Regions from separate parts of the Homo sapiens genome. Here region 2 is linked to region 1. A link is a contact called in ENCODE Hi-C or POLR2A ChIA-PET data. All regions are on one chromosome and are shown on one strand. Each heading gives the region's core, a stretch centred on a gene start or an enhancer-like site at or near the end of the contact. The rest is flanking DNA. Distances are from core to core; before and after follow the strand shown. Region 1 overlaps FAM227A (family with sequence similarity 227 member A). Region 2 holds the start of SUN2 (Sad1 and UNC84 domain containing 2).

Evidence for each region. Hi-C counts contacts between places; a loop is a spot of excess contacts on that map. ChIA-PET counts read pairs that join two places held with the same protein, here RNA polymerase II (POLR2A). Pooled maps may share reads with other maps.
Region 2: a loop to region 1 is called in a pooled map, with 2.7 times the contacts of the local background. The contact joins two enhancer-like sites. A Hi-C loop is called at or near these places in 1 of 50 pooled maps. POLR2A ChIA-PET finds 5 or more read pairs at or near these places in 3 of 52 experiments (OCI-LY7, activated T-cell and naive thymus-derived CD8-positive, alpha-beta T cell).

The regions. Positions count from the first base shown.
Region 1 is chr22:38,611,726-38,617,780 of GRCh38, forward strand. All of the region lies in intron 11 of FAM227A (family with sequence similarity 227 member A), which reads right to left. Among named protein-coding and RNA genes, the nearest start is that of FAM227A, 42 kb to the right of the region's middle. Within about 2 kb of position 3,210, at least 2 of the 41 ENCODE cell types and tissues checked have a DNase peak (open chromatin) inside an H3K27ac peak, as active enhancers do.
Region 2 is chr22:38,750,071-38,756,125 of GRCh38, forward strand. It overlaps SUN2 (Sad1 and UNC84 domain containing 2), which reads right to left and starts at 5,928. Exons shown (of 18, transcript NM_015374.3): 1 at 5,693-5,928; 2 at 2,437-2,595; 3 at 1,140-1,303; 4 at 828-965; 5 at 155-250. The coding sequence starts at 2,558. RefSeq lists enhancers at 2,074-2,123, 4,742-4,811 and silencers at 5,302-5,651, 5,762-6,055. Within about 2 kb of position 1,406, at least 24 of the 41 ENCODE cell types and tissues checked have a DNase peak (open chromatin) inside an H3K27ac peak, as active enhancers do.

The sequences.
Region 1 (6,055 bases), core at 1,960-4,459:
CTGTAGTCGTGCACTCCTAGTTCCCATATTTTGGCTTGGGTAGAAATTGTTCTCTCTGTAAGCCAGGTCTCTCCTCCAAAGTCCAGTCTTGTATATTTACCCACTTGGCATCTATCTTCATTTGCACTTTTCATAGGCATCTTAAAGTTAACAAGTTCAAAGTTGAACTCTTGATAGCTTTCCACTAACCCAAACCCTACGCTGTCCATCTCAGTAAATGGCACCATTCAGATGCTGAAGCCGCACACCTGGGAAGCAACCTTCAACTCCGTCCTTTCTTCCCCCACTTCTCCTCCCCACTCCCAAAGCCAACCCACTAGCAAGTGTTGAAAGATCCATCTCCCAATGCGTCAGGTCTGTCTGCTTCTTGCCACCTTCCATATTTGTCATTTAGACAAATACGGAAGCCTCCCAGCTGGTCTTCTGTGCCCCTCCAATACATCCTCCATATTCAAAAGACAGTGTGATCTTTAAAAAATATAAATCACATCATGTCATCCCTAATGTAATGAATTATCATGGCACTTCAATTATATCCATATTCATATTCCTTTCTATGATGCTTACAACTCTGCAGCATCCAGCCCTGCCAACATCCCAGCCTTCGCTTGTGCTTCTCTTCTCACTCTCTGGGGTACAGTATTGGCCTTCTCTGTTTCCTGAACACTCGAGCTCTTTTTTTTCGCCTCAGGGCCTTTGCACATGCTGTCCCTTCTTCCTGGAAGGTTCTGCCATTTACTCTTCCAATGGCTGACTCCTCATCTCTTGGTTCTCAGCTCAAATGGTATCTTCTGGGGTCATTACTTGTTACATGTGTGCTTTTTCTTCTCCACATATGTGAAACCCATCCCCAAGGTAAGAGACTTAAGTTGCAGCTGGGGTGCAGACATTTCACCTAGGCTCTACCTGCAGATGCACCACCCCTGCCTGAGATTTCAAGATGGAAATGAGCAATGGGGAGGAAATGGGAAGTATGCGGACTCCAGTTTTTGGAGAGACTGTTGACAGGAGCAACTGGTTTTTCAAGGAGTAGAGTAGAACTTTTAACATCCAGTCCTCAGTCACACTGGCACACAGTAGCACACCTTGGCAGAGGCAGTATGGTTTGGCCATCATTCTTGGCAGCATGGCCTCTGAAGCTAACACGGAGACTCTTCCAGGGTAGCTGTGCACCTTTAATACATTTCTTTCTGCTTAATAGCTAGAGTGGATTCTACAGTTTGCAACTGAGAACTTTGGTGATGATTCCTCCTTACAGAGGCCTTCTTTCACTGTCTTTTTTTGGCACTACAAAAATTCTACAAAGAAATATATTTTTATATATATATTATATATATGTAAATATATTATATATAATTATATATATATATTATATATAATTATATATATATTATATATAATTATATATATAATATATATATTATATATTATATATCTATGCTGTATATATATTATATATAATATATATATATTATATTATATATATCTATGCTGTATATATATTATATATATAATATATAATATATAACATATATTATAACATATATTATATATCATATATAATATATATCATATATAATATATAACATATAATATATATCATATATAATATATAACATATATTATATAATATATATCATATATAATATATAACATATATTATATAATATATATTTATAATATATATGATATATATAATTTGTTTGTTTTCCCCCCTGCAAGGATCTAGGTCCAAGGTCCCAGCCCAGGGATGTCCTTGGACCCTGACAATGCAGTTTCTAGCTATCTCATCATCTTCCCAGAGACAAAGCTCAGGATCCTAATACTATGTGTTTGCACCTGACATATATAACGGGGAAGGTGTGTACAACTGGGTTTCACGGATGTTGGGAGTCCCTGAAATGTATGCCTTCCTGGCTCAAAGACATCATTTTTCCTAATCTCCAGCTGTGTTTCTCTAGGTACCACCCTTGTATAATATGATTAAGAGCTAATGTTTATTGAGTTCTTACTCTGTGCTATGCTGTTTGCTGAGTGCTTGCATGTAAGATCATATTTAACGCCCACATTGTGACTGATTTCTCTAGGTACCTATTTTACTGATAAGAAAACTGAGGTTCAGTGAGATGAAATGACTCATCTGAGAGCTAGAATTCTTTTTTTTGAGACAGGGTCTCGCTCTACTGCCCAGGCTGGAGTGCAGGGGTGCGATCTCAGCTCACTGCAACCTCTGCCTCCTGGGTTCAAGAGATGCCTCAGTCCCCCAAGTAGCTGGGACCACAGGTGCATGGCACCACGCCCATCTAATTTTTGTGTTTGTAGTAGAGACAGGGTTTCACCATGTTGGCCAGGTTAAGAGCTAGGATTCTAGTCCATGCCTAATTTGATAGTCTGGTCTCTCAACTATATACTACTTCTCCAGGTTTAGGACCTGGGGAGCTGGGAAAGGGGGACACAGAGTTGAGCTACTGTGCAAAGAGACGCAGGAGAGAATATCCTGCCTGCTGCTCTTTTCATCTCCCTGGTTTTCTCTCTCCCTATCATTTTCTCCCTCAGATTCCATTTCCTAAAACTTTTTATCTTTAAAAATATTTATTAAATGAACAAATGACTCAGTCTCTAATAGGTGGGTGTCCTAATTTATAGCTGGGTCTCATAGCAGAAGCCAGCTCTGTGGTTAGATACTTTTGCATTTCCACTGTGCAAATCCCTAACACTTAAACAAGAGAAGGGCAGACAGGAGACCAGAGATGGAAAGTAATTGCAACTCATTCCCCTGAATTGTGGACTCTCAGACAGACTACTGCCATTGAAATGCATATTTTGAACACAGCCAGCTCTTTCATTGAGCAGATGGGAAAACGTGTCTGCTCTTGATGAGAGAGGCTCTATCCCCACCACAAAACCCAATTACTCCCTCTATCCTGGTTTGCCCATTAAAACTTCAGCTGTGCTCAAGGTTCCAGAGTTTTTGATTATTTCTATTTTGGGGGCAGTAAATGGAATCTCTTAACTAGGTTCCTGAAATAACTGTCAGAAGAGTTTATGTATTTCAGTACAAAGAACACACGCTTGTTTCAAGCCATTGTGACAGGCAGTACCCAAACACTGAATAATATTTTGGTCTTGGTCTCTGGGTGATGGCTGTCCCTCTGCAGCACCTATGTCATCTGCACTTTTTGGGAACTGACGTTTACAGAGCACAGTCATATGCTAAGCACAGGGCCAAGAGTTTACATAGATGACCTCATTCACGAAGTCCAGAAATATTTGTTAAGTGTCTTCTTTGTGTTAGGTCTGTTCTAGGAGGTAAAAGAGATAGAACAGCAATAAATGTTACCCAGGCTGGAGTGCAGTGGCACGATCTTGGTTCACTGCAACCTCCGCCCCCTGGTTCAAGCAATTATCCTGCCTCAGCCTCCCCGTAGCTGGGATTATAGGCACGCACTGCCACGCCCAACTAATTTATGTATTTTTAGTAGAGATGGGGTTTCACCATGTTGGCCAGACTGGTCTTGAACTCCTGACCTCAAGTGATTCGCCTGCCTGGGCCTCCCAAAGTGCTGAAGATTACAGGCTTGAGCCATCGCGCCCGGACAGAGTTTACCTTCTAAGAGAGGGAGACAAACTCTAAACAACACATCAACCCAACAGGAAGATAAGTACTGTACAGAGATTGAGATAGGTTATGGGAAGACAGAGGCTGGCAGTCAGGGACAGCTTCTCTAGGGCAATGACAGTGAACCTGGCATCTGAGGGACAAGGAGGAACCAGATTTCCCCTCTGGATCCCTGAGGAAAGCAGATTCCAGGCAAAGAGGACAGCGAGTGCAAAGGCCCAACCAGGCATAGACCTGGCACGTCCAAGAGGCAGAAGGAAGTCCAGTGCCTGGTGCTGTGGGAGGGCATGGGTGCCAGGCACCTGCAGTGGGGGGGCCTGATTCTGTACGGCACTGCAAGTCAGGTGAGCGAGACTGGATTTTATTCCAAATGCAATGAAGAAGTTATTGGAGGTTTTAAGCAGGGAATAACCCCATCTGATGTATATCTGTAAAAGGTTACTCTGGTCACTATGTGGAGGCTGGGTTGGTGCTACAAGTAAAAGAAAGGAGCCCAGGTGGCAGCTGCTGCAGTCAGCCAGGCAAGAGAGGACACTGAGGGTTAGGAGTCAGGTGCTTTCCTCACCTGGATTGAGGTTCCTCAAATCCTCCTGGTGTGGCTGAGAAGGCTGGTGGATAGACAAGTACGAGTTCCGGGAGAGGCCAGGGCGAAGGTGGGTCACTGGCGTATGGGCGGTATTTGAAGCTACCAGACCAAATGAGGCCACCCAGGGAGAATATGTAGATACAGTAAGGAAGGGGGCTTGGGAAAGAGTAGACTGACAGGACAGGGAGCTGGCAGAGAAGATGGAGAGGGGTCAGCCAGTGAGGAAGGAAAACACTGTCAAAAGTTTGGCAACAAAGAAGCCAAGAGAACAAAGCGTCTCAAGAAGATGGGAGTGGCCAACCACACCAAACAGGTTAGAGGAGTGACTCAGTCCAAGCCAGTGGGGTCCCCGCGCTGTTGGCAAGAGCAGCTGCAGTGGCTGCCGGGGGCAGGAACCTGACAGGAGTAGCCAGGCAGAGATGGGGGTACAGAGGCATCTTTCAAGAAGTTCTGGGCTGGATGTGGCTCATGCCTGTAATCCCAGCACTTTGGGAGGCTGAGGCAGGTGGATTGCCTGAGATCAGGAGTTCGAGGCTAGCCTGGCCAACATGGTGAAACCCCGTCTCTACTAAAAATACAAAAAAAATTAGCTGGGCATGGTGGTGCAAGCCTGTAATCCCACCTACTCGGGAGGCTGAGGCAGAAGAATCGCTTGAACCTGGGAGGTGGAGGTTGCAGTGAGCCAAGATCATGCCATTGCACTCCAGCCTGGGCTACAGGAGCGAAACTCCATCTCAAAAAAAAAAAAAAATAATAAGTTCTGGAGTGAAAGGGAGCAAAAGATGGGGATGTGGAGTCAAGATAAGAGATGATGAAAGCACGGCTGTTCAGTGATGGGAATGACCCCACAGAATGGGAGGAAATGAAGATGCAGGAAAGAGGGGCGCTAAGGGCATCTCTACTTGGGAAGCTGAGGGCCAAGGTTCAGAACACAGGCTGGGGACTGACCTGGGAGGGGAGCAGGACCTCTCCATAGGCACAGAGATGGCAGATGGCGAGGGTGCAGAGGGGGGCAGGCTGTCTTGGTGGTGGGAAGGCACGGGCCTTCCTGCTGACTGCTTGTGATTTCTCAGTGAAGACCTTCCCTGGGTGGTGCTGGGGAGGAGGGCAGGTGGGGAAGGACACGCTGCAGGGGAAGTGTTTCGAAGGTGGGAGAATCTGGGCATGCTAGGGCAGTACAGTGGTGCGGCCAGGCAGCACTGAGTGCCCTTCTGAGCTGTGGGGCCGCACAGTCTTCAGAATGTCTGCAAGAAGGCACCATGGTTGTTGTATCTATTTTATACCCATAGAAACAAAGTCTTAGGGAAGTCAAATAACTTGCCTAAGGCCACACAGATGGAATCTGAACCTGTGAGAACAGACTTTTTTTTTTTTTTTTTTTTTGAGACAGAGTCTTGCTCCGTCACCAAGGCTGGAGTGCAGCGGCACGATCTCAGCTCACAGCAACCTCCGCCTCCCGGGTTAAAGCAAATCTCTTGCCTCAGTCTCCCGAGTAGCTGGGACTACAGGTGTGTGCCACCACACCCAGCTAATTTTTTGTATTTTTAGTAGAGATGGGGTTTCACCGTGTTAGCTAAGATGGTCTCGATCTCCTGACCTTGTAATCCGCCTGCCTTGGACTCCCAAAGTGCTGGGATTACAGGCGTGAGCCTCCACACCCGGCCGGAGGAGGCTGTCTTAATGAATTAAGCCTCCAATGCCATTTGTTAAGGAAGCATGTCATTAGAAATGGGGCATTCAGGTACTAGAAGTGGGAATGTTGTCCTAGGGTTTAAAGATTAGCGGGGAGGCTGGGCCTGGTGGCTCACCTATAATTGAAGCACTTCAGGAGGCTAAAGTAGGAGGATTGC
Region 2 (6,055 bases), core at 156-2,655, 140 kb after region 1:
CCACAGCTCTGGGCTCCCAGTGATTATTCTAGAATGACCTTTCCCCAATGGTCCTACAGTCTCTCTGCATGGGCAGGATGCCCAACTGCAGAGAGATGGGTAAGAAAGCACTATCACCAAGAATGGAAGTAACTGGGCACGGGTTGCAGCCCACCTGGCGAAGTGGCCACCATCCAGAGTAAGGAGCCCGCCCGTGAGACGGCGCTTCGGAGCCGCGAGCTGGAACTCTGCTGGTCCACATCCGAGTAGCCTGCGGGGAACGAGGACACTGGCTCAGTCTCTGTCACTTTCGAGCCTCTTCCTTCACTGTCTTCTGTGAGCCAAGACCACAAGTCACCCACCCTCCTTCACATCCCCACAGCCCCACACAGGCCCGGTGTGCAGTAAGGAATGAAATGGGAGCTCTTTGACATTCTGTTTCTTCTGACAGCTTCCTGTTTGCATCCCTCTCCTCACCAGCCACCCCTCAAGCTGCTGTTCAGAACTAGGTGCTGGGGTCTGACATGCACACCACTCAGAATGACTGAGCACCCACCATGTGTGAGCCCCACAGGAAAGTGCTGGAATGGGCCTGAATGCAAGGATGTTGGCCTTAGGTTGCCATAGACTCGTGGGGTGGGGAGGACAGACAAGTGAAGGGCAGTCACAGCCCAGGGCACCAGGGGCCACCGCAGGCCAGGCTGGGGCGCACCCAGGGCCGGGCATGGGAGGGGCGCTGTGCCTGCCACATGCTGCCCTCTCTCCAGCTCCCCGGGGCTCCCTGCCCAGCCTTCCTGAGGCCTCCCAGCAGCCTCGGATCTGCTCAGGAGGGAGGAAGCATCGCCTACCCACGTAGTCGTCCTCAGAGGAGTAGCCCGAGGAAGAGCCCAGGAAGTCCTCGGTGGCCTTGCGCCCCACAAGCCCGCTGGCCCTGCTGCTCTCTGAGCCACCCGTGCCTCTCCTCCTCCGCACCCGCAGGTCCTCACCTGTGCAGGGAAGAACCAGGGGCTCTTCTGGGCCTCCAAGAGCTTCTGAAAAGTGGGGTCTGGGCAGAGAGGTGCTCTGAGGAGGGAATCCCGGGGACTGCAGGGGACACTGTGAGGAGTATCTCGCGGGAGGCCGAGGAAGCAAAGCCCCGGGACGGAGGGCTCCACACTCACCCCAGTTGGCGTCACCATGCAGTTCCTCCAGGGAGCTCCTGGGTGGGAACCAGGACTCGTGGACCAGCGACTCACTGTAGTAGGAGGTGTGTGCATCAGAGGACGGGCCCAGCTGTGGCGCTGGGGACAGGCGCTTCATGTTGCTGGATTTCCTCTTCAAGGTCCTGTGGGACAACCATGAGGGCAGAGGTAGGGAGCAGGGAGGTGAGCCCAGCCAGGAGCATGAAGGAAAGCCACAGCCTGCGGCCCTGCCTAGTGCAGGGTGTGGGTTCCCTTGTTGCTAGGCAACTCGCAGCTGCCATTCCCCTGACTCTCCCAATGCTGGCACGTCCTCTCCTGTTCTCTCTGAATCTCACCAGCAGATGGGCAAGACGGGCAGCGGCAGCTAGGGATGGAGCCACATTCAAACTTTACAACCCACTGAAACCAGACAGACCTGACCTGGCCTCAGAGCTAGCCAAAGCCTCAGGGCCTGTCTTCTGGGCCCCATGCCTGTGAGCCGGGCAGGACGACCAGGCAGCTGCTGCCACAGCCCATTTCCCAGTGGCCTGAGGACTGCGCCTGTTCTCAGCCATGTCGCTGGCCAGCTGCTGAGGCCGGACAGGTGGTGAGACATGCAGGCGTGGGGCCAGGAAGGATGGTAAGGCTGACACGCCCGTCCAGAGCAGGGGGGGTTCCTGTGAGCCCAGCCTGCAGTTTTGGGGTTTCCGGCCTGGCTTATGGTTGAAGCTGCCTCTCTCCACTTCCTGTTTTCTTTCTTTCCTTTTTTTCTTTTTGAGATTGAGATGGAGTTTCACTCTTGTCAACCCAGGCTGGAGTGCAATGCCATGATCTCGCTCACTGCAACCTCTGCCTGCCAGGTTCAAGCGATTCTCCTGCCTCAGCCTCCTGAGTAGCTGGGATTACAGCTGCCTGCCACCATGCCGGGCTAATTTTTGTATTTTTAGTAGAGACGGAGTTTCACTATGTTGGTCAGGGTCAGGTGATCCACCTCCCTTGGCCTCCCAAAGAGCTGGCATTACAGGCGTGAGCCACCGCGCCCGACCTACCACTTCCTGTTTTCTAAGCATGAGGGCAGCAGCCCCGGCTCACAGTCGGTGGGAGAAGAATGGGTGCTGTGTGCTCATACACATGGAGCAAGGAAGGACCCCCTCGACCGGACGGGGGCCCACGTCCTTCGATTTCCACCCAAGGTTGCAACAAGAAGGCAGGGGGATGGCTGGACCACAGGGCGTGCGGGCAGTGACCAAAAGCTTGTGGGGCTGTCAGGGGCCGTGGCACTCCCTTGGGTCCCTACCTGAGAGGACTGTCTTTAAACAGGGTGCTCTGACTCCCAGCCACCGAGCTCCCTCCGCTGCTGCTGCTGCCGTCATCGTCACCCTGGGAGTAGCGCGTGAGGCGCTGGCTTCTTCGGGACATGATGAGGTGGGATGTGGACTCTTCCCCTGAAGAGAATCTAAGGAGAGAGAGGAGGAGGACTGGATGTGAGGCCTGGGGCTGTCCCCAGCTCCTCTCTAGAGGAGGTGGGACAGAGGCATCGCCTCACAGCCGAGAACAGACCACCCCCCCGGCCCCCGGCCCCCGGCGTTCAGTCTAAACAGCCCTGATGGGGGGCAAGGCAGGGATCTGTGAAGCACCCCTGCACTGTGCAGCGGCTGGAGTCACGCCCGGCCTGGGGCTCACTTCGTGACTCTGGAGCCTCTTCCAGGGCGCTTTCCACAGGCTTCCCAATTCTCAGTTTCCTTGTCTTTATCCTTCATGGTGCTGAGCTCCGCACAAGCCAGAATTGGGTCTTCCTCGACCTCTGACAAGTAGCAGAGACTCTGGTGCTTCTGGTCACTGCCTGCACGCCCGGTGGTCCAGCCACCCCACCTGCCTTCTCCCTAGAGACTTCTCCCAGTCTCGCTCTAGCTGTGTCCCTTTGCTGACATGTGCTCGTTCATCGAGGGCCCCAACGAACCTTGATGGAAAACCTTTCCCATGTAGACCCCACCTATGTTCTTTTTTTTTTTTTTTTTTTTTTTGAGATGGAGTCTCGCGCTGCCTCCCAGGCTGAAGTGCAGTGGTGCAATCTTGGCTCACTGCAACCTCTACCTCCCAGGTTCATGCGATTCTCCTGCCTCAGCCTCCCAAGTAGCTGGGATTACAGGTGTGCGCCACCGGGACTGGCTAATTTTTGTATTTTTAATAGAGACGGGGTTTCGCCATGTTGGCCAGGCTGGTCTCGAACTCCTGACCTCAGGTGATCTGTCCACCTCGGCTTCCCAAAGTGCTGGGATTACAGGCATGAGCCACCACGCTCAGCCAAAAGGATTTTTCTTTTCTTTTCTTTTAATAATAGAGACAGGGTTTCACCAAGTTGGCCAGGCTCCCACCTACGTCCTGATGGCGCTTGCACTGTCTGTCCCCACGGTGCACACTGTGCTGCCACATCTTGGTAAGATGATGATAAAATGGTAAGTGTCTGCTGGGACCGGGCTCCTTGTATACCTCATTTATATTATTAGAAGCAAGGTAGGTATCATTACTCCCATCTACAAGGGAAGAACCTGGACACTGAGGCAATGGGTAACTTGTCCACAGTCCCCAGCCTGTAAGTGCCAAAGCCAGGGTTTGGGCTCAGCTCTGACAGGCTGTAGGGCCTGGGTCTTTCTACTCAGGCATAAAGTTTTCCAGTTGTTTCAGGAATGTATTGAAGATTCTAGTTGTGTGTCCTCAGCTAGAATCTTTTTTAGCCTCACACATGCGCAAAACAAGGCTGTATACAAACTTGTTACACAACAAATATTTGTTAGCAAACTAACAAAATAGGGAGGAGGAGGGCAGCATGAATTACAGTCAGTTCCGGTCACCATGTGGGGCAGAAATCAAGGCTCTGGAACTGATAATGAGGACAAAGGAAGCCAAAGTGCAAAGATCTGGCAAGAGGTAGCATTCTGTGACATGAGGAAGATTAATGAACCACTCAGGTCTAGACACCCGAATTCAAAGTCCCCGACTGCCAACATGGGGAGTCTCAACGTTAGTGCCTCTGCTGGCCCGTACAACAAAGTCACTTGGGAATTCCTAGCACTTGCTTGTGACTTTTGATCACTTCTAATATTCCTGGTTGATACTTAAATGACCAGTTCTCTGGGTTGTGTGGTGAGTATAGAAGTCCACTTCCCAACCCAGGCTGCAGAAACCCGAAGGTCTGGTTAGTCCAGCTAGAAAGTCCTCCTCTGAAAAACAAGCAGCCTCATGTCCTGGCCTTGTTGGCATCTTCCCAGGTCAGACGCCCATCTGGCATCCCCTCTACTTTTAGCTGGTGTTGGAAAAGGGACCGATTGGTAGTAGGAAAAGCAGGAAGTTGGCCTGGGTCCTTGTCTCTATTCCTGTCCTTATAAGGTAATCTCCCCTCCCCCCTCCCTGCCCCGCCCGTACGGTCCCTACCTGAAGGCTCCAGCTGCCCACACAGGGACTCCTCTTAGCCTCTGTCCTGCTGAAGGAGGTGACACCTTTGCCCAGGGCAGAAACAAGGCAACATGTTTATACCATACCCAAGCTGCCGCTGGGAAGAACTAAATATTCTGATGGAGGTTGAGCGGGGAGTGCTGAAAACTGTCAGCACCCGCCTCCGCCCTCCCAGAACTCCCAGAGATGCCTCTCAGTCTTTCCTGCGGCATCCTGGCATCACAAAACAGTTTACCATTGAGTCTGGGTTTCACAAGATGAAAAAGGTCGAGGCCCCATTCTCCAAAACAAGAAGTGAGCCTCTGGGAGCTGAAATCTACTACTGCGAATCATAATAGACACCACCCCCGCCCCACCTCCTCCCTAACAATCAGTTAGGAAACGCTCATCGGAAAGCATCCTTCCCCACTTCTCAGCTGGGCGACTTCCTTTCTCAATTCCGCCCTTCCCCATCACAAACATCTCCATCCATCTTCAGACTTAAACCAGATCTGGGGCATCTTCCTCGTGACATTTCCACTCCCTGGGCACAGCCAGGCCACACGCCCTTGTGGGACCTGCCAAACGCCCGGTGCTAACTCCCTCTGCCCTCATTCCCACAGGCCAAACCTGCAGAAATTGTCACCAAAGGCGCGCCTCCTGGCTCTCTAAGTCACACCGCGCCCCCCATTGCTTTGTTTTGTTTTGTTTTAGAACTGAACAAAACGGGCCTTCCTCTGAGGCCCTGAGTTCTGACAGGCAGAGGCTGGGAACTGCCTGTCCCTGGAAACGGCCTGTCTGGCACAAAACCCGTAGGCGCTGCCCGGGGCCGGGTTGGGGCAGTCGGCCTTTGCCCTCCTCCTCCCGGGAGGCTGCCCGGGAAGTCCCGCCCGCAGACACCGCCCTCCCGGCTGACCAGTGGCGCGGCAGGCGGGGCGGGGGCCAGGAGGTGAGTCAGGGCGCGGGCCGCGGACCCGGGTGGAGGCTGGATCCGGCCCAGCACGTCCCGGAGAGGAGGAAGCAGGCCTGGCGGCGCGGCCCCGCCCGAGTGGCCCGACGGTGACCCGGGGTCAGGCCGGGCCGCGGCCCCCCAACCCTCTCCTGAGCTCGCCCGCACTCACCTGCTGCCGCGGCGGCTTCTAGCCCGGCCGGGGGCGTCCGAGGCCAGGCCGCCGCCGGGGCGCGCCCCCTTTCCGCGTGGGGATCCCGCGGGCGGCGCTCCGCTCAGGGCGACACAGCGGCCGGGCCCGGGGCGCGCGGGCACGCGAAGAGCGGCGACGCGGGACAAGGCGGGCGGGCGGACAATGCGGCCGGCGGAGGCCCGCGCTGCGCGAGTGGGGCCGGGCGGCGCGCGTGTGGCCGACTCTGTATGTGTGCGCCTGTCAGTCAACGCTGACAGGCCGCAGCCCATTGGTCAGGCCCCGCCGGCCGTCACCGCCCACCGCCGCCACCCATTGGCCGGTTTGAACACAAAGCCCCGGCTC